2 separate regions of the Mus musculus genome follow, and region 1 is linked to region 2. Evidence: chromatin loops called from intact Hi-C (ENCODE). Cell type or tissue: heart. All regions are shown on one strand. Links, peaks and the distances in the headings refer to the core of each region. The heading gives the core; the rest is flanking DNA.

Region 1 (10,301 bases), core at 1,312-9,311, 230 kb after region 2:
GGCCATTTTATTAAATGTCTCTTTACTTATAATCTAATTTGTCTGATATAAGAGCATTTAACTATTTAAAGTTTCATACTAAGAATACATGGAGAACCTCTGAAACATCAACAGGACATGGTATTTAGTCTTGAAAGGGCTTAGAGACTAAACAACACTTCCCAAAGACGATCTAGACACAGCCAGTAACCATGAAGAGTTTAACCTCACTGCAATCGTGGGAATGTAAAATGAAGGCATGATGACTTCCTGTCCATAGCTAATGACACAGAAAGGAGAAAAAACAAACAAACCAAATAAACAACAAAAAACCACTTACAGTGGAAACAAAAGGGAATTTGAGCAGAACCTCAATTTTTTAAAAAAAGTCCCACTTCAAAATATACCAAAAAAAATACACCTATGAATATCCTTATGGCTTACATATATATGCATATATATATATATACACACACACATATACATGTGTGTATATATATGTATACACACACACACACACACACATATATATATATATATACACACCTAAGAATATCTTTATGGCTTACATATACATATACAGAAGAGAACCCAGCACCCACTAATGGCTAGGCAAAAAGCTCATTCAGATGTTTAGACATAGCCATAAGAGAAGGAACTGTTGTCTCTCCATCGGTCGATCTCACAGTACTGAGAGAATTAAGTCTTGTACAAAAGGGTACCATGTATCTAAAAAGAGTTAGAAAAAAAGGAAAAAAAAACAGGTAAAGTTAGACTGTAGGATACAAGTAGAAGGCCAGTAACTAAGAAAAAGATGGAAAGGAGGCTTTTGAATGATAATAAATTTCTATTTCCTGATTTCAATTGTGGACATGAACAACAACAAAACCAGTGCTTAAATTTAAGGATACTTCTGTGCCTGTGCTGCCACAGAGTGTTTACAGTTTTAAAAATGATTTAACTATGGGGGGGGGGTAAGAAGGTAGGTGGTAGGGACCACCCAACGCTGACAAGCTGGGGCACACACCTGTAGTCCCAGTACTCGGGAGGCAGAGCCAGGTCAGCTGCAAGTTTGAGGCCCACCAGGGCTATGCAGTGACCAACCATTGTCTCAAAAACCAACCAGCCAAACAAACAAACAAACAAACAAAAAACTACTCAGTGTTTAAATAAAACACTGTGAGTATCAGCTTCTCAATTAGTAATGTCATATCCAACAACAGGACTCAGTCGCTAGACACGGCTTAAGGTTTTAAAAACTAAGCTTAAAGGCCTGGAGAGATGGCTTAATGGTTAAGACAATTGACTGCTCTTCTAGAGGTCCTGAGTTCAATTCCTAGGAACCACATGGTGGCTCATTACCATCTGTAATGGGATCCAATGCCTTCTTCTGGTGTGTCTGAAGACAGCTACGGTATATTCACATACATAATTTTTTTTTAAAAAAAAAGGAAAAATGTTTAAAAAAAAAAAAAAACTAAAAGCTTTAAAATGATGTAAGAAAATGGGACAGCTGTACTCAGCAAGTATCTATCACTGAGAGCCACCACCTCACTCCAGCAACGCTGAGCAACACTGTTTACATACTTTCTCATTAGATAAAAGAACTGCAGGACACAGAGCAACACAAACCTCATCTGCAGAAGGCCATCCACGACGGTCTTCCATTTACTGATTTCTCTTTGGGGTTAAGCCAGCGTTCTCGGTGTAATCTGTGACAATCGTGCAGAGGACGACTGAGCACCGCTCTCTAGTCAGCCCTGGGAAAAGCATCCCCACGCTAGAGTACACAGGGGTTCTCCTGGAAGACCTGCCTCTCTGCCTCAAACGGTGAGGCACTTTACTATTAGAGGAAAACAGGAAATCCCCGATCAGGAGGTAGACAAGAGGTTGAACACGTCTGCTGGCAGCCTTGCGGTAGGTAGCCTAGCAATCTGAAAACGTGTAGTTTCCCTGTGCCTTAAAGCCTTTCCAGGACACGATAGCCTTTAGCCTTCCTGGCCATCTGTTAGCATTTGTGAAGTGTAAACATTTGGTGAGGATTTTCTAAGAAAGAAATGCACATTTAAACATGTACATTAATCACAGCACTCAGGAGGAAAAGGTAGGCAGATCTCTGTTGAGTTCAAGGCCAGCCAGAGCAACATAGGAGACCCTGCCTAGAAATATAAAACAAAATCTTTTAAAGCTCACTTAATAAGGTAATGTAAAAAGACCGCCTGGGTGCTGAAAGCCCTTTCTGAATGTCAACATTCAAAACCAAGAATAAAAAAGGTCAGGCACATGTTCTGTAGGTTATCATTTTTTTTTTTTAATCTGAACAGAAAATAAGTACACAAGTTTGCTAAGGAGACATGGTAAAACTGAATGTGATGCATTTATGGAATCAATACATCAGGGTTATCTTGGTAGCCAGTGATTGTGAGTTATGAAGAAACAAGACCATTAAATGCCCCTTTCAGAGCCCACTCAATCAAACCGATTTCACAACTACGTATGATCACGTTCACTCTCAGCCCTCCTTTGTGGAAACAACAGTTAGTCTCTAATGGTTCCGGGGAGCCAGAGCCGATACAGGAGTAGTTGTCCAGGAGTCAGAGACCGTTCCTAGGAAATGTCATTCACCCATGTGCATGAGAATGGCTTAGCAGTTTTACAAACTGAAACCACAGACAAGGACGGCAGCAGCGTTGCATGCTCAGTACACTACGTCATATAGTGCCTCTACACTCATGTGGCGCTCACCATTATACAACCACATTTCTGATGAGACTGTCCATCTCTTCACAAAATCCAAAATCCTCCTAAGACCTTGAGCTTCACACAGGAGATTATGTCTGAACATTCCAAACACTGGTCAGACTGGTACAACAGGTAGCAACCACAGGCTGTAAGCACGGCTGCATACACACTGTTGTACACCACATACACACTGCTGTGCACCATGAGAACCTTCAAAACAACTCAGTCCAGCGGACTGAGACAGGTACATTTATTGTTTAGCTAGAGAAACCCCAAATGGCTCTCCTGGAGTCCAATGCACTTAAAGGCATGTGTGAGGAATGAGAATAAACACAGCAGCTAAAGAAACCCGCCACTGTGTACCGAACGCTATCCTGTAACGATGGAATATGTTTCAATAAAACATTGTGATTGGTCTGGTTCCCACTACCATGGGGCATAAGAAATGAAACTCAAGACTACTTTGTTAGAATAGAACAGTTAATGACCCCAGTTTTAAACAGGGTTCTTCATGAAAGAAAAAGACAGAGCCATAAAAGTCAAATTAGCTGACTTCAAATGGTTTACATCCCAGGATGAATCAGGTTACACTGATTTAAGCCCAATTTAATTCAGGCAGGTTTTTTAACCACAAGAATAAGGACATTCTTAGTACATAATTAATAATTAAACCAACATATACACAATTAGCAATATCCTATACAATATTAAATGTTTTAACATGTTTCAATTATCCTATATCTAGTCAATTTGTTGCTTTGTTTTTTTTAAAAAAAAACAAGCTTAACTTTATTTTACAATGCATCTTGCATTTACAAATGCATTCTGTTCATTATCTTGTTTTGAAGCAAATGAAGTTCTTGAGATGGTCTCTATGATCCGAACTCAACTGTATCTTCTGTGATCTTTTTGAATTCATAATTGCCTCTCCCATCCATATGCAGGTAGTACTAGGGGAGAAAAAGGAAAGTCAGAGACTAAGAACAGGTATGTTTCCCCATTTCGGAGAACTAAAACAGACTTTTGCACGTTTCTAGTCAATGCACAGGCATCCCACAAAAGAAGATGCTTTCACAGCTCTGAATTGCAGCTCAGAGCTACTAGGATGACCGGTGCCAGAGCCTGGGTGGCTCACCAGTGCAGCACTGACTGCTTCATGGTCAGCTACCACTCTCCACTTGAAAGACTCTTGTTTAGGTTCAGCAGAGACGTGAAGGAGTTATACGTGTGCCCCCAAAGACACAGAACAAAGCCTTCTGTTTCTAGTTAGTGAGTGTCTATATATAAAGATATGTTTTCTGTTTATTTTCTGTTTGCTATTTTTTAGCTGCTTCGTGTTCCTTTCCCTTACACGGTGGCTGTTCTTACACACATGAGGCCTAGGGCTGGATCCAGCACAGGGAAGGAGGAGGGGAGGAAAAGGGGGAGGGTAGGAGAGGGGAGGGAGGGAATAGCAAAGTTTGAAAAGGAAAGATAAGAGAATCAGAGAGAAGAAAAGAGCTCTATTCTCGACATTCCCCCACTAACCTTGAGGACACTACCCAGAATCTATAGCACTTCCTGTACTACTTCGAACTTCAGCACGGTGTCTGGTAAGTGGCTGGGACTATCTAACAGATCCTATTTTATTATACTACAAACATGGCTGGCATTATGCTATCTTTCCCTTATAGTCCTGACCGCTACTGAAAATGCTAACAAAATTTTGCCATCTAATTGTTAAGACTTTCTGCTCTTCTGTCAAACCTGAATGGTAACGACACAGCTCATTTACCCATCGCTATTACACAGCAGTCACTTATGACACTAGAGACCTAACTGCTCTCTAATCTCAGTAGAGCTAGAGATTGTTATATACATTCTCGCTTCCAAAACTGACAACAATAATACCAAATCAAGTCCCACTGTATACTGTAAAGCTCAAACCACCCTTTTCCATAAAATGTATGCCCACATGGTGACGTGACCATGAAATCTAAAATCAGTCAACAAAATTCACATATTTACATAAGATTCATAAAATTCATCACTCCGTACAAGGGAAGAAATACAAACCTCGTGGTGCTTCCAAAGGGACTTTCTGTGTGAAACGGTAAAGAGGGTGATGCCAACCTAATTCAAAGATTCAAAGAGAGGGTTATGTCACATCGGGATGGCAAGCCGCAAACACATGCTTCTAAGTTCTTAGATACCACGTTCAGTGGCTACAGTGAAGAATTAACGATAAAACATACCCTACATTTGATTTATTATGAAATGGTAAGATACGGACAGCAAAAGATTAAAGTCAGGAAGTCACTGCTTCCAGATGTGCAGTTCCCTACTGTAGTCTCATCTTGGAATTATGTCTTGGGGTTCAGAGTTGGGAGTAATTATTCCATTGCTTCTAGAAGGTTCTAAGCAGAATTCTGCATGTGTCTTCAGTAATGTATACAAATACTGACGCAAATGAGACAAAAAGTTGTAAAAAAAAATCTTCAAAGTTTGGATTAGGTTTTGCTACCCAATAAGCTTACTATAAAACATAATAAAAATATTTCAGTCTTGGTCCAGAATTTCTAACACAGTTCAGATTTTTAGATTTTTGAAGAAACATCACTGTAGTTGTTCTGGATCAGTGGTTCTCAACTGAATGGCAAGCTTTTACATATATATATATATATATATATATATATATATATTATATGTATAATATAATATATATTTACACATATATATATTATATGTAATATATTATATGTATATATACATCTATATATACATCTATAAAATATATATAATATCTGGTGGGCATTCTGGTAATGACTGAAGACTTTTTTTTTTTTTTTTTTTTGGTATGCTGAGAACAATACTGCCATCTAACGGACAGCACTAAAAGTGCTGCTAAACACAGTCCTAAGGCCCAGGAGAGTCCTAGCCACTGCCTAGGAGTTACCCAGCCAACACAGATGACTGGGAGGACACTGCCTTAGATCCTCAACACACACCTCTCACCTTTGGGAGAATCAGCAAACCTTCACCATGATTTTTTAGTTTCATTGTATTATTTATTTTTTTCTCAGCACTTTTTTTATTGGCTATTTTATTTACGTTTCAAATGTTATCCCCTTTCCAGGTCTCCCCTCTGGGAACCCCTATCCCTCCCCCTCCCCCTTTCATTTTATTTTTTAAAAGGATTTATTTATTTTTATTTTATGTGTGTGACTGCTTAGCCTGCATGTAGCCTCCAGTGCCCTTGGCGGCTAGAAGAGGGTGTGAGATCCTTTGGAACTGGAATTAAAGGCAGTTGTGAAACACCATGTGGATTCTGTGAACTGAACCCAGGTCCTCTTGTAGAACTGTAAGGGCTTTGAACCAATGAGTCATCTCTCTAGACCCTAATCTTATTTTCATTTTGATAATACTCTTAAAAGATTAGCCTAAGTAAATTCTGAAAATTTCTGTCACGAAATTTTATGACTAAATTATTCTGCTGGCACCAAGTAGTACCACTTAAACTGTGCCACAAGTTTGGCTGCCAATGTGCAAATTAGGAGCTGCATAAGAAGATATGCACATTATCAGCTTTCATATTTCAACTGTATCAAAAGCCTACTGAGACTTTTTTTTTTCTATTCCTGATGTTTTAATTGGATTAGGGTAGGCATAGTGTGTATTAGAATTACTTAGGCCAAAATACAAAAGTAAAATCTAAATGGTAAGATCCAAACACCGGATGCTCGTGGCTTGGATTCGGCAAAGCAGCCACCGTTCTCTTTAATGTCATTGAGCTCAAGTGCTGCTTTATGTCATTTGTAAATTTACAGTTTGGTAGTTAGAAAAAGGTCTTGGGCTTGCAAGAAGCCCTAGTGGGCAAGACACTTGCCACCACGGCTGACAATCTGAATCAATTCCTGGACTGACGTGGTGGAGAACTGCCTCCTACAGCTGTCCCCTGACCTACATGAGCGCCATGCATGCAACAGGTTCCAAAGCAACAGTTTTTAAAGGTTCTAAACTTAAGGGCCCAGCCCTCTTCCTCATAGCCAGTACAATGTTAAATGACCATCAAAGGCTCAGGTAAGTTCTCTTCCCTCAAGTGGAATGTATCTTACAGAGCCACACATCTTAAAATCAAAAAAGGCAACAACATAGAATTGTCAGGGAGAAGCCTTCAAGCCAAATCCAGTCTATATGACCTTATGCATGGAAACACTGCAGACATCTCTAAGCCTAGAAAACTGGAAACCACATACAAATTACTAAAGAGGACTCAAGAAGAGAAACAAGCCATTAAAGAAATACAATCCCAGTTCAATCAACAATCTTCCAGTGGAGAAGACCCTTGCGGACCCTCTCGACAGCACACCACACGTCATCCTTTCACACACCTGAGTTACGTGACAGTTTGTTAATACGCTGCTTTACTTTGCAAAGTTCAAGATTCCACACTTCTAACAACTTCCAGGTACTGCTACGGCTGCTGATCCACAGCATCCTCCAAGTGGCAGGGAGTGTATGTGTGTGTGTGCATGTGGATGTGTGTGCGTGCATGTGCGTGCATGTGTGTGTGTGCATGCGCACGCATGTATGCACATGCAAGAGTGTGCATATATACATGGCTTATTGTAAACTCCCCAAATATAAACTGTTAAAATACTCCTGAAACTCATTTAGTCACACAGAGTAACAGAATATACTACTATTTTTCAAATCTACCAAGAGTTCATCAGGACTAGTGAACAAGTATGTAAATAATGGCAGCACAGCTTACCTCCTGTTTATCAACTAAAAGAAACTTGTTTTAGATAATACTATCCAAATAAAATAAACCAAATAAATTAAAAACTAACAAACGAAGGGTGGAGAGATGCCTCAGGGTAGAGCACCTGCCGTCCCCGCATGAGCACTGGGTTTTGGCGGTGGGCATGGTGGGCGGCCTGTAAACCCAGATCAACCTGTGTTCTCCACACACCCCCTATGCATGCACACACATACAAGCACAGCAGGTACATATGCCACAAACACATATGTACACATAAAATAAGAATGTGAAAAGATTTAAGTTAGCATATGGTAACTGTTGGTTTTTCTTAATTTAAAAAATGATATATAGGTAACGTTAATGGGACAAAAGAAATACCAGCGTTTTTGTTGTTGTTGTTGTTGTTGTTTTGGTTAACTGAGTAAGTAATAATGTAAAAGAGATTTAAACACTATATCACAACTAAGAAATTGCTAAGATTTAGAATGCATGGATAATTTCTTATAATCTGTTTGTATCTATAAAGTTGTATTTTTAAATTTTCTTTAAAGATTAATTTATATAAATGAGTTTACTATAGCTGTCAGACACACCAGAAGAAGGCATCAGATCCCATTACAGATGGTTGTAAGCCACCATGTGGTTGCTGGGAATTGAACTCAGGCCCTCTGGACGTGCACTCAGTGCTCTTCACTCTCCAGCCCTTATAAAGCTGTATTTAGAATACACTGATAGCTCCATGCACTCTGTGTATATATTAGTTACCAGTTTAGAGACAATGCTAGGTATTACTTCTCAGTAGCATTCTCGTTGCTTGGAATTCCCTCTGGGCCAAGCCTGCAGTGGGTGTGTGTGGCACACAGACGCTCCAGCACAGCCCCTGTGTGTGACGCTTACCTTTCGACAGTGGCTGTAAATGTAGTCCTCCACATCCACACTGACCGCACTTGTGCATTCATCCAAAATGGCAAACTGGGGTTTATGATAAAACAGTCTTGCCATCTAAAGTATAAAAGGAAATAATCTGTATAAATAGAGATTGGCCTAAAGGTGAAGCTAATAAAAAAAAGATAAACTTACTTCAGTAAATATGCTTTTTGAGTCTTCGAGAGCTAAATATTAAAGTTATTCTTAACTAAAAAGCATCATCCCAGAGACAGAAATAATATAAATAAAATGAATTATTTTTACTGTCATCTTAAACAAAAGGAGAAATATGTATGTGAGAAATATGTATTGCTAAGACAAAACAAACAAACACTTGTGTGAGATGGAACTCAGTCTTAAGATGAACGGTCAACAAACAAGTTTTGTGCTTTAGCCAAACCTTAGAATTCAGACCCCAGATGGCTCAGATGCACAGCCTCCCCCTGTTGCTTAAGTAAGGGCATCTGCTGGTGCTCACTGACTGCATTCTAGTGGCCCTGCCAGGTCGGCCTGCTTGGTCAGGAAGTGTGCTGTCTCTGAAAGCTGCTGGCCTTAGAAATGAACCCAGGAGTGCTAATCCTTTCATTTCTTTCATTAGCAGGAATGTGGAACATTTTCTCTCACTTAATATTCCAAATGTATTCTTTTTCTGGAAATGTTCTGCCACTGTCCCCAATAGAAATCTTCATGTTGCAAAACCAACAGACATGTCCCTCACCCTAATCAACTTATCTTCTGAGAAACATTCTCCTCAAGGCACTCCGTCTCTGAGAACAGCGAGGGCACTGGGGTCCTCCCCTCACGGCGTTCTCCGTCCTCTCTAGTACTTTCCCACTTGGCCATTCAGTGTGTGTACGTGGGGTTCCTCAGAACTAAATCCCAGATCCTCTTCTCTCTCAGAGCTAGGAGCGAAATCTTCCTGGCCCCTTTCCTACTCTCCCTCTCATCCACTCTTTCTTCAGTCTCACGGAGTTTAGAGTACACACTCCTCATCCCTGCCATGCCCTCATCTCAGAGAACACTCATCTTCTGCCTGCATGACACACCACCCTCCTGCTCTGCTTTTCACTATTCTTTTCACTATTCTTTTCACTATTCTTTTCACTATTCTCCATGTGACCAGGGAGCATCTACTACATATGTAACTCAAAGAACCCCACTTGACAAAAAGTTCTCCACAGCTTCCCCTTTCTCATCTTCAAGGTCCTGTTCCCCTTCCTCCTACCATGCTCTGACCTCAGCATCTAGCCAGCACTATCTCTTCCATCAGCCACTAGGAGAAAGATGTCTGGGTCTTAGAGGTTCTGTCATGTCTCTCTTTCCTTCTCTTTTTGCTGTTGTGTTGCTTGCTTCTGTTTGATAGAGGCTCTCACTCTAATTAGCCCAGGCTAGCCTAAATTCATGGCAATCCTACTGCCTCTGACTCCAGAATGCTTGGACCATGCCTATGCTATCACAACAGGTGTATCTGCTCTTAAGTCCCAATATCTGACTCTGGTCCGGACATCTTTCAAGTGACTGCTTAAGTCACTTTCTCGATCCAAGTGCGCCCTTTATAGAACTGCTGCATATGGCAAACTTGAGCTTATCTTTCTTTGTGTGGTTGCCTTAGCTGTAAGATTCACTAAAGTAGAAACCATGATGAAACTGCAACAATATGCCTGACACTACCCACAGCTGTTCTATTCAAGTACACAGCAAGTGAATAACTAAATGAGCTGCTTTTCTGAGGCTTACACCTGTGTGCATGGAGCGAGGAAGAGGAGGCATCAGGCATTATCACAGACTGTGCACTGACGGTGTTTCACAAGGGCCTCTCTGCTCCACAAACTATTCTCACCGTGTGTGTGTGTGTGTGTGTGTGTGTGTGTGTGTGTGTGTGTGTGTGTGTGTGTGTGTCTCCATCTCC
Region 2 (10,301 bases), core at 992-8,991:
GCAGGAAGGCAGTCTTCCCAGAGAGTTTAGGAGATTGTGAAATCCCAGAACAAGAATTTCTTAACTCATGGTCATTCTAAACCAATCACAGAAGTTTGTCCTTGCAGCATAAACTTTAAACCAGTAACGTCTAAGACACACTTGTATCTGGACACACACCCGGGATTTAGGCCTGCCAAGCAGCCATACTTACCAAACCAGTCCAAAAGAGAAAGAACAAGACTAGCCACGGTGTATCGGTGCATTTTCTATAAATTTGGGGTCGCCATTCTCTTTGCCTTGTTTTCTCTGCAGAAACCTTCCAGGAAAACGGAGAGTTGAGAAAAGCAAGAGAAACAGTTAGGTGAAATCAACCGAACCGAAACCTCTCCAAAGGCTGCTAAAGCAACTCAACTCTATCACTGGGGAAGATCAGCTCTCTGCAGGATGGATGTGAAACCCCCCCGGGGGCCAAGTTCTTACTAGAGGTAAGACACCCCTCACCCCCTAGTCCCTTGCGCCTTCCTGGCCTCAGCCCAACACTTGTGTCAGGTACTGGGTCCTCAGTGCCAGGTGTCTTTAAAGGAGCGGTGTCACTGAGAGAAAGTGGTTTATCTCCCAAAGGACAGAGGAGCCGGAAGCGTCCTGTCTGTGCAGGTAGGTGCCCGCAGAGGCCGCTTCTCTCAGGACTCAAGTTGTCGCTCTTACCAGGTACTCGGCGCCCAAGCACTGCATGGTACCCGGCATCTGGGATTGGCGGCGGCGGTGGTCGCCTTGCACACGGGACAGAGGTGCGGCGACCGGGCCAAGTGGCCCAGGAGGGGCGGCAGGGCGAGCAGGGCTCAGCGCCTCCTAGAGGTCCAGGGCGCTGGTCCCCTAGACACGCCCTTTCCGTGGTGGCTTTAGGCTGGGAGGACCTGCTGGGAGCGGGGGTGGCACCTGCGCAGCACCGGTTCCCAGGAAGTGCTCCTGACCACTGTGCGACGCCTGGGCCCGTTGCCAGCGCCTGGAGTTAGAAGTGAGGCCTCAGGGATCATTCCTGAGGGCGGGGAGCTTGCAGGGGTGTGTCACACACAGGTAAGTGGTGCTTTGTGTGTGCCGAATCCTGCCCTGAAAGGTTCACCAGTTCTCTTCCAGGCGCATCAAGTTGCAATCTGTTGTCATCCTTGAGCTAAGATCAGACAGCAATGGCGACACTCTGTCAAGGGGCTCAGTGTCTATCATTCCAGCTGCTATTTCTATAAGGCTGAATCTTCTCCAGCGTGAGTCCCAGGAACACAAAGCCCTCAGAGGACTGATTTAATATCTCTCTCTCTCTCTCTCTCTCTCTCTCTCTCTCTCTCTCTCTCTCTCTCCTGTCTCTCTCTCTCTCCTTTCTCTCTCTCTTCCTCCCTCCTTCCCTCTCCCTCTTCCTCTCCCCCTCCCTCCCTCCCTCCCTCCCTCCCTCCCTCTCTCTCTCTCTCTCTCTTTCTCTCTCTCTCTCTCTCTCTCTCTCTCTCCTGTCTTTCTCCTCTCTCCTCTCTCTCTCTCTGTCTGTCTATCAGTAGGTCTCTTTCTCTCCCTTTTGTGTGTGGGGTGCTCACTTCCCTCCTCTTTGCATCATCATCTGATTTTCCAGTGGGCACCCTTTGAAGCACATCCAGTGTGAATGTCCCTGGCAAGAACAGTTTTCTCTTCAACATTCAGGTGGGCACCAAAGCGCTGCTGAGGTGAGGAGTTTTAAAAAGGGCTGCGGAGGACTTTCCTTCTCGGTCCCCTTTCTCTGCCCCAACCCATCTACCTGCCCCTCCACACCGTCAGGCTGCTAGCCCACTAAGTGCAGAGGTCCCGTCATGTTTCAGAAGATATTATTTCGCTCTGGTCCTCTCCGACCTTTGGCTATTACAATCTTTCTGCTTCCTCTTTTGGGATGTTCTCAGAGACTTGTGTGAGTAATTCGGTGGAAGTTAGAGGCGAATAGCATCAGGATATATTGCATGTATGTATAGAAATAGTAAAAGATAGTACAAATATTATATTAAAAAATAACCAGGGAGTGGTTAGAGGGTAATGATCCTTAATGGATCTCTGCTGTGCGGGGAGGAATCCCTTCCAGGCTAATTATCTTCCTTCTCACTCTTAGCTCTCAGAACATTCCTGAATGCAGGCTTCTCAGAACGAGTAGCTGGATTTCCAGGGGGCCCTGAATTCATCCCCTAGAGTCCCCCCTTCAAGTAGACATTTGCACAACTACAGAAAGAGCACAGTTTAGCCACAGCATCTCAAACAAATTAGTACCAGAACCGATGGATGGAGAGGCTTAAATACACACAGCATGTATATTTATATTTACTGTGATGATTACGGTAGTATCGATGAAGCCGGAAAATAAAGATGAAGCAGAACCAAAAAGCTCTGTTAGACATGGAGAATAAAATGATCAGAATGACAGCTTATTTGGCTCCACTTAGTAACAGTGTGGATTAAGCCATGGAAGAGATGTGGCAGAAGCTGAGTAAGAAGGAACGGCAGTGTTTGCGTGACAATCACATCTCTTGTCACATCTTGTCACATCTCTTGGCCTCTGGATATATGAATGACCTGGTGAAGAAACCTCCTACTTTCATCCACCACGTATCTGCACCAGTCTCTTATATGTCTCTTACTCAAGTCTTTTATGGTGCACACCGGTCTTCAGAAACCATTTTCTCCTTTCAAAGTGTGAAGACAATTCTTTGTGTTTCCCTGAAACCTGGTCCTGATGGGTGCTATCTGGAGATGCTCATTGGAGAAAATACCATGTGGTAGATGTGTTTCCTTATATATGACACAAGTCGTAACACTTAGAAGTGCCACTGAATGCTTTTAGTGCCCTTTCTTATGTAAGGTGTCAGAGTGGGAGAAATAATTCCAAGGCACCTGGAAATTCCTTCCCTACATCTTCTCCGCTGATCAACCCTATCTACAGTGTCTTAAATAGACAAACCAAAATAAAAATTTGAGTATATACAGAAGGAAAACTTAAAACACCCTGAAAGAAAACTTGTGACTAATAACTCCGTCATTAGCTATGAATGCCCACTACTGGATCCTATTTGAATCAAAGGCCTGGGAGCGAGGAAGAGCTGAAGCAGGGGGTTTGGAGATTGGGAGATGGCATAGGACAGAGACCTGTAGGACAAATGTCAGCCTCTTGGTGACCCGAGACTAGCACTTTCATTGTCTAGTTGGGTAAATGTCACGGTTGGCAGAGCTCATTTGTCTACTCTGAAATGTGAGAGTAGATTTGCTCTTCACGACTACTGAAAAACAAGAATGTCATCTGCTTTTGCTTCTTGCCAAGTATCTCATACCCATCCCATTAGCAATTAATGTATACAAATGCTTCTAGAAAAAACAACTTGTGATTGATTTCCTAAAGTCTTGCTGCATTCCGCTATGTTTCGCTGAGCCTTTCATGGCTGTGATAGATACCCACACAAACATCGACTTAGAGAAGCAAAGATTTATTTTGACTCGAGGCTTCACTCTACCGTGGCTGGAGGGTTTAGGGAGCTAAGGAACTCTCTGTGATGGCTGGAAAGCAAAGAGAAAGAACCAGGGGGCTCTCTCCTTCCTCCTGCTTGTCTCACCCGAGCCCCCTGCCTTTGGCTGGAGAAAGTCTACATTCAAAGTGGGTGCTCCCTCAGAGTTAATCCTTTCTGCAGGCAGATAAACCCAGAGGAGGGCTTTCCTCCTCCCTGGCGTCCTTCCACTCTATGTGGCGGCAAGGTGAACTGTGACAGCTTACCTAGGCCTTCTTCTCCTCTTCCACCCAACAGTTACCTTGTCTGTTTGGAGAAAATGTGTACAGTTGCAAAGCCAGGCAAGCCACTAACCCCACTCACCACTTGGCTCTGATTTAGAAATTAATACATGGAGATCTTCTCAGGAGAGTTTATCTTGAAGTTTGTAATCCAACAACTCCTCCTACCCACCCCCACCCCCACCCCCGTTCTTGTGAAGCCAAAAAGAAAACAGAGAAAGAAGGAGGCAGGGTACATCTTGGTACACACAGAGAAAGAGTAGCTAATTGTTGTGAATGCGAAAACCTAGGCTGGAGGGCTTTTCCCAGCTCTGAAAACCTACGATTTATAAAAACACATGGCATTTGTATGAAAGCTAAATTGCCAAAGCAAGTGAGTTTTAGCCAAAAGGGGGAAAAGTAGGAGAGAGATGATCAATTAAAGATAACACTTCTTCTTTGAAGAAAAAAGACTAGGAAAGAAAACAAACAAACAAACAAACAAACAACCCGTAGGACTCTTGTAAGGTCCACAGAACAGGAGTAAACTATGCACACTTTCTTATTTGAAAGATTCTAGGCGGCTTCCTACCACAGGGCAGCAGAGCCATTTCTGGTGTACTATGCTTTTTCTCTACAGTTTATTTTCCCTTAGTTCTACAATACTTATTTCCCCCTTAGTCCATATTCATGTTTAACACAAGCTATATTATATAGCATGAGTAAGATTCCTTCCTAGGCCAACCTTGAAAAACCCTGCCAGGGAGGGCTAATGCAGTTACCACTTCCCAGCAGCAGATGGCACTGTAAGCCAGTAGATTTTTTTTCCATTGCTTCTGCTCTAGGTATCTGCTCTTGTATCTACATTTTTTGTTATTCACCTATCAAATATTATTATTATTTCAAAAATTTTAAGGCAGGTTACATTCCATGTATATACTTCATTGCTGTATGCTCCATCAAAACCTATTAAACTGCTGTGGTTTCTCATACGTTTTTATGTTGTCTAGCATATTTTATCTATTATGAAACTTAGCACTGTTTGGGATTGGTTAGCTGATGCCCTACCTTATTGGTCAGGAAGATATGAGGTTATGAAAACTCAGTTCAAGGCCAGACTCTAACACATGCCAGCTGCCTGAGTTGGGCCAAATTTAACGCATTAGTTATCAGCTTCAGTTTTCTTGTCTTTTAAAATGGCCAACTTAGATGAGTCTTCTTTTTCTACAACGTAAGTGGGCTCCAAACAAGCTCCATGACTTCTGGCTGGTGTGAAATACTCTTTGAAAGATTTAGTTAACTGCGATACAAACAGACCCTTTTAATTTGTAATAAACGGGAGAGTTTGTCTAGACTATTTAGTGAATTAGCTTGGGTGGGGAGTTGTTTCTATATCTGGGTGGGGTACATAGACCCCAAAGTACCTGCTCATCATCTCTAATGCTGTGGCTTCAGGGTAGAACTTTCTGGAAGGGGTTTGAATGGACATATTCCAGGGCCACCCAGACTTATCAGTGTGAAAACTCTGATCCAGAATACGACCTTCTATAAACTGCTGTTGCGGTCATTTTGATTGGCTCAGTTCCTGCACCGCTGGTTTATATGGTGACCTACATACTGGGAAACAGAAACCTCTAGAGAAGTCCCTCTGCCCCTTTTGCTTTCCAGCCTGTTGTGCATCTCCCATCTGAGGCAGTTTCCACTTCTGTGGCCGCTTCCTCCTCGTGGCTAGGGAGGAGATGCCTTCTGCACGTGTGGAACAGCCGAGATGAGGACTCCAGACTGCTGAGCGAGCGCTCTAGATAACTGAAGTGTACTTAACTGTTCACTGAATTAAGCCCCTCCCTGAACTTCAGGCATAGACACCCCAGCACCCAGCACCTCAGCAGTTGGAGATGAGGTTTTTAATGTAACCCCTTTAATTTTAGAGTTAAATAAGCGTGGTACTTACGGAGGGTTTCCACCCTATCTACTCAGGGGCTGAACAAGTAGCTCAGTCGATGGAGTATCTGTCTGGCTTGCAGTGAGACCCAACTTTGATTTCCAATACTACATACACCTGCAATCCCAGCGCTTCGGAGAGGAGGCAGAGGAATAGAATTCCAAGGACAGTCTTAGTTATAAGGTAACTAGGAGTCCAGGGTGGCACAGGTGAGACAGTCTCAGCCTTCTGGGTTTTGTTTTTCAAGAAAACAGTTTTCAGCTGTAGCACACACAGAACGGAGGCCTTGTGAAGTCACCAGGAGAAGGCACCGTTTGCAATTCAGGGGTCTGGGCAACAGGCAAGTGTTCTGTGCTTCAAGCCCCCAGTGCTGTGAGGAAGTGCCTTGCTGTTGTTTAAGCTGCCCAGCCTGTGGGGTTTGGTCATGGAAGCCCTAGAAAACGCACCAAGCACTGTTTGCAATTTATTCATACAAATTCAGAACAAAGGCGTCCTGTGTTCTGGCTCAGACTTAGTGCGCAGAGCACCGTGAGAGGTCTCTCTCTCTCTGTGTGTGTGTGTGTGTGTGTGTGTGTGTGTGTGTGTGTGTGTGTGTGGACCTGAGCAGCTCAGGAGGCTGGAGAAGCAGGCTGAGGGGTCCATCTCAGAACAGCACCCAGGGATGTTCCAGCCCCTCAGCCCTGACCTGCATAGGTGCACACATAGTTCCAGCTGCAACTCACCAGTTTCTGGTCACACTGTCATGGCTTCAGTGACACCTTTGATACCTTTCCAAATGTCAACTTGCTTGACGACTTAACTTTGTTCTTTTTCAAACACTTGTCTCGAAGGCAACTCAGGGTGCCCAAAAATTTGTTACACATCTAACCCATCTATCCATCATTCATTTATCTGCATTTCTGTATACTTATTTGTATCTATATGCAAGCGGGGGGAAAAACCCTGCAAGCAGGGGGAAAACTGCAAGCGGGTGTTTCTAAGCCTTGGTGTTACCTGAGAGGGTAAAGGAATGCTGGTCTTTGCTACATCCACTCCAGTAGTGACTTGCTTGACAGGTTTAGAAACCTGGAAGCAGTCCCAAGGAGAAGAGTTTCTTGGAAACTTAGTCTCCTGGAACTGTGGCATCCCATAGCACATATGCTCCAATTTTGTCCTGGTGAATGGATCTGTGTGCTTCCTTTCAGTATTGTTTCGTTATAGGTGCCTCCAAGCAATGACTTGCCAAATACCTAAGCAAAATGGAACTTTGCTTCTTGGCCTTCACCAATACCCTAGGTAGTCCTTGAGCTGACTCTGGTCTTGGTAAGAAAGTTGCCTATTCAGTGACATTCAGAATTGCCTCTAGTATTGTAAGAGAGATAGTGAAAGAAATCAGGCCTTACTATATACTACATAGAGTTAGAAATCTCAGGGCAAGCTTAGCAACGTAAATTTAGAATTTTTTTTTAAAGATTTATTTCTTTATTATATGTAAGGACACTGTAGTTGTCTTCAGACACACCAGAAGAGGGCGTCAGATCTCGTTATGGATGGTTACTGTGGTTGCTGGGATTTGAACTCGGGACCTTTGGAAGAGTAGTCAGTGCTCTTAACCGCTGAGCCACCTCACCAGCCCCAAGTTTAGAATTCTTATTATAGTTATGTATGGCAGACTACATTACTTATTAGTAGAAAGTCCCCACACACAATCACTTAGAATAAAAGCCAAGTCACTCCCATATACAGGAATTTACAATGGTTTAGGAATTAGATCAAGCTGTGGTTTTAAAGTATTGCATTATTCATGAGAAGGTTAGCTAGAACGGAACTCCCTAATTAGAGCCATGACTTGGGCATGAAAGCCCTTGCCCTGGGAGTGTAAAGACCTCACACCTGGCTTCCTAGAATATAGCTGACCTTAGATAGAGCTGACCTTGTCTCAGTTGTTTTATTGCCCAGTTCCTGCCAGTCTTTGTGTTTGCATTCCTGTTTTGTGTGATAGTCATTAAGCATCCAGTAATCTCATTGTACCTTGCCGATGTGTCACCGAACTTCCCTATTTTCTACTGTATAAAAAGTTTGATGCTCAATTTGACATTACATTCAGATCCAACACACTCTCTCGTGTCATGTCTGTTTGTCACCCCATTCTCGCCGACTCTATGTCCACCTGCCGGAACCCCTGACTCCCCACGAATTGAGGGGGGCCGATTGAGCCCGGTCCGTGGAAGGTCTTTAAACTAATTGGTTTACAGCACCTGGTTAAACCATAAGGAGGGAGCGTACATCAAAACCGGAGCACCTTGACCTAGGAAAGACTTAGGTTTTCTTAGCCCACTCTGTTGTTATCAGCTAGCAGCAGCTACTATGTCTATTTTGTTACTTCCAGGGACATTTTGTGATTTTTCTCAGACCTCAAGGGCAGGGGCCATGCCCTTGCCTAAGGGCAAGTTAACTTAGAACGGAGTCTACAGTGCAAATGGACTTTCTTCATAAAAGCCTGTTGCTATACATTTAAAAAAGATCAAGATATTGAAGTATCCGCTAAATATAAACGGCACAGAATCAGAAGAGTTTTTCTGCCTTAGTATTGTGTACAAAGATGTTAGAATAAGAGCTCATCCACCTTCAGCCTTTTCCGGGTGAGTGAGTTCTAATTTTTACTGCTTTCATCTGTTTGCTTTCAGCTCATCTTGGCTATTGTAATGGCCCTTGTCAGAGGCTTTGGTGGGCGCCTCTGAACTGATGTCAGACCGTGGACTGCAAGTCTAGACAGGGAAGAGTAGGAAGCACTAGAGTGCAGGTCATGACCCCACAGATAAAACACTAGATTGGCAGCAGCTGGCCCAGCCAGTCTCCCTGAGGCCGGCTGGGCAGGGGTGGGGGTAGGGGGAGTGGGGGATGGGGGTGATGTGATTGAGAACGGGTCAGGAGCTCCTGGAATCCTGAGCCCAGACACCTGATTTCACTCCCTCAAGTCCCACCCTGCTCTGTGGACTTTCACCCAGTTCTTTCTCCAAATACTTACAATTTAATCCAGAAGATGGAGCCAGAAGACTTCAAGCAGAGCTCATGGGCCTCAGACTCTAAGTAATTATTTACAAGACAAAGTGAGCGGCTGGTGAACTCTACCCAATCGGTTGATTAATGAGAGCTGAGCCACGATTTCTCTTCTACACTAGATATACAAGGCATCTTGTGTTCTGTTTGATTGTCTTGTTTTTGTTTTTCCTCTGGGACAACGGGATCTAAAGAGAAACCCAGGAGGAAGCGCAAAGGACAGAGAGAGAGAGAGAGAGAGAGAGAGAGAGAGAGAGAGAGAGAGAGAGAGAGAAAACAGAGGTAATCACAGAAGTCATGGGGAGAGAGGCCCCGCTGAGCCCTGAAAGATGAGCCTGCTTTAAGATACAGTTAATCAGCTCCAAACTGAATCTCATGGAGCATTTTGTAGGGTGGAAGCCTTGGAAAACAGCATCTTAAACTGTCTCTTACGTGTGTGTTTAGGCAAAACCTCATTGTCTTCTTTCTCATTTTAGTGCTGGGGTCTGAACCCACGGCTTTATGCACCCTAATCATTTGTTCTGCTGCTGGGCTCAACTTGTTGTATAAATAATCAAACTTGAAAGGGAATATTATGTTAGCAAATGTATTAGAGCGATAGTGAGGACAAGATACAGTCCTGGGGAGCAAATTCAGAGGCCTCATGATACTGTACATCGGGCTGGAGAGATGACTCAGCAGTTAAGAGCACTGATTGCTCTTCTGAAGGTCCTGACTTCAAATCCCAGCAACCACATGGTGGCTCACTCTGTAATGAGATCTGACGCCCTCTTCTAGGGTGTCTGAAGACAGCTACAGTGTACTTCCATCTAATAAATAAATAAATCTTTAAATAGAAAAGATACTGTACATCACACAGGCAAGAGTTCAGATTGTGGGGCTGGAGAGGTGGCTCAACGGTTAAGAGCACTGATTGCTCTTCTGAAGGTCCTGAGTTCAAATCCCAGAAACCACGTGGTGGCTCACAACCACCCGTAATGTGATATGATGCCCTCTTCTGGTGCGTCTGAAGTCAGCTACAGTGTACTTGTGTATAATAATAAAATCTTTGGGCTTGGAGCGAGCAGGGCTGACCGGAGTAAAATTTAATTTCCAAAAACCACATGAAGGCTCACAACCATCTGTACAGTTACAGTGTACACACATACATAATTTAAATAAATAAATCTTAAAAGAGCACTGACTGCTCTTCCAGGGGTCCCGAGTTCAATTCCCAGCAACTACATGGTGGCTCACAACCATCTGAAATGGGATCTGATGCCCCCTTCAGGTGTGTCTGAAGACGGCTACAATGTACTCATATACATTAAATAAATGAACCTTTAAGAGAGAGAGAGAGAGAGTATGGAGTTGTTGAGGAGGCAGGAGTAGATCTAGGAGGGAAATGCCAAGATACATTGTATGAAATTCTCAAAAAACTAATACAAATATTATTTTTAAAAGCTACATTAATTTGGGATGCCAGCTTCACTGGAGATAAGTAATTAGAAAAATGGAATCTGATGTACTTATCTGATGTACTAAATGGACTCATCAGGTTGTATTACACACACACACACATGTCACAATAATAATTAA

Evidence for each region. Hi-C counts contacts between places; a loop is a spot of excess contacts. Peaks named below come from ENCODE experiments on the same cell type or tissue, not always from the same donor. Only the 100,000 strongest peaks of a DNase experiment are listed, where the experiment ranks them.
Region 1: a loop joins it to region 2, with 9 times the contacts of the local background. A loop is called at or near these places in 18 of 42 quality-filtered maps.

The regions. Positions count from the first base shown.
Region 1 is chr3:121,756,639-121,766,939 of GRCm38, forward strand. It overlaps Abcd3 (ATP-binding cassette, sub-family D (ALD), member 3), which reads right to left. Exons shown (of 23, transcript NM_008991.3): 21 at 8,363-8,467; 22 at 4,777-4,833; 23 at 2,266-3,671. The coding sequence ends at 3,594. Among named protein-coding and RNA genes, the nearest start is that of F3, 38 kb to the left of the region's middle. In heart, for the core only: a CTCF peak has its summit at 5,601; no DNase peak of the experiment used is centred there.
Region 2 is chr3:121,531,474-121,541,774 of GRCm38, forward strand. It overlaps A530020G20Rik (a long non-coding RNA gene), which reads left to right and starts at 1,471. Exons shown (of 2, transcript XR_867597.1): 1 at 1,471-1,665; 2 at 2,102-4,734. Slc44a3 (solute carrier family 44, member 3) reads right to left here and starts at 871. Exons shown (of 15, transcript NM_145394.3): 1 at 688-871; 2 at 194-298. The coding sequence starts at 726. It overlaps Gm38684 (a long non-coding RNA gene), which reads left to right and starts at 104. Exons shown (of 2, transcript XR_376017.4): 1 at 104-467; 2 at 604-991. In heart, for the core only: a CTCF peak has its summit at 8,718 (motif pointing right); no DNase peak of the experiment used is centred there; H3K4me3 peaks cover 913 bases; H3K27ac peaks cover 2,132 bases; H3K27me3 peaks cover 2,205 bases.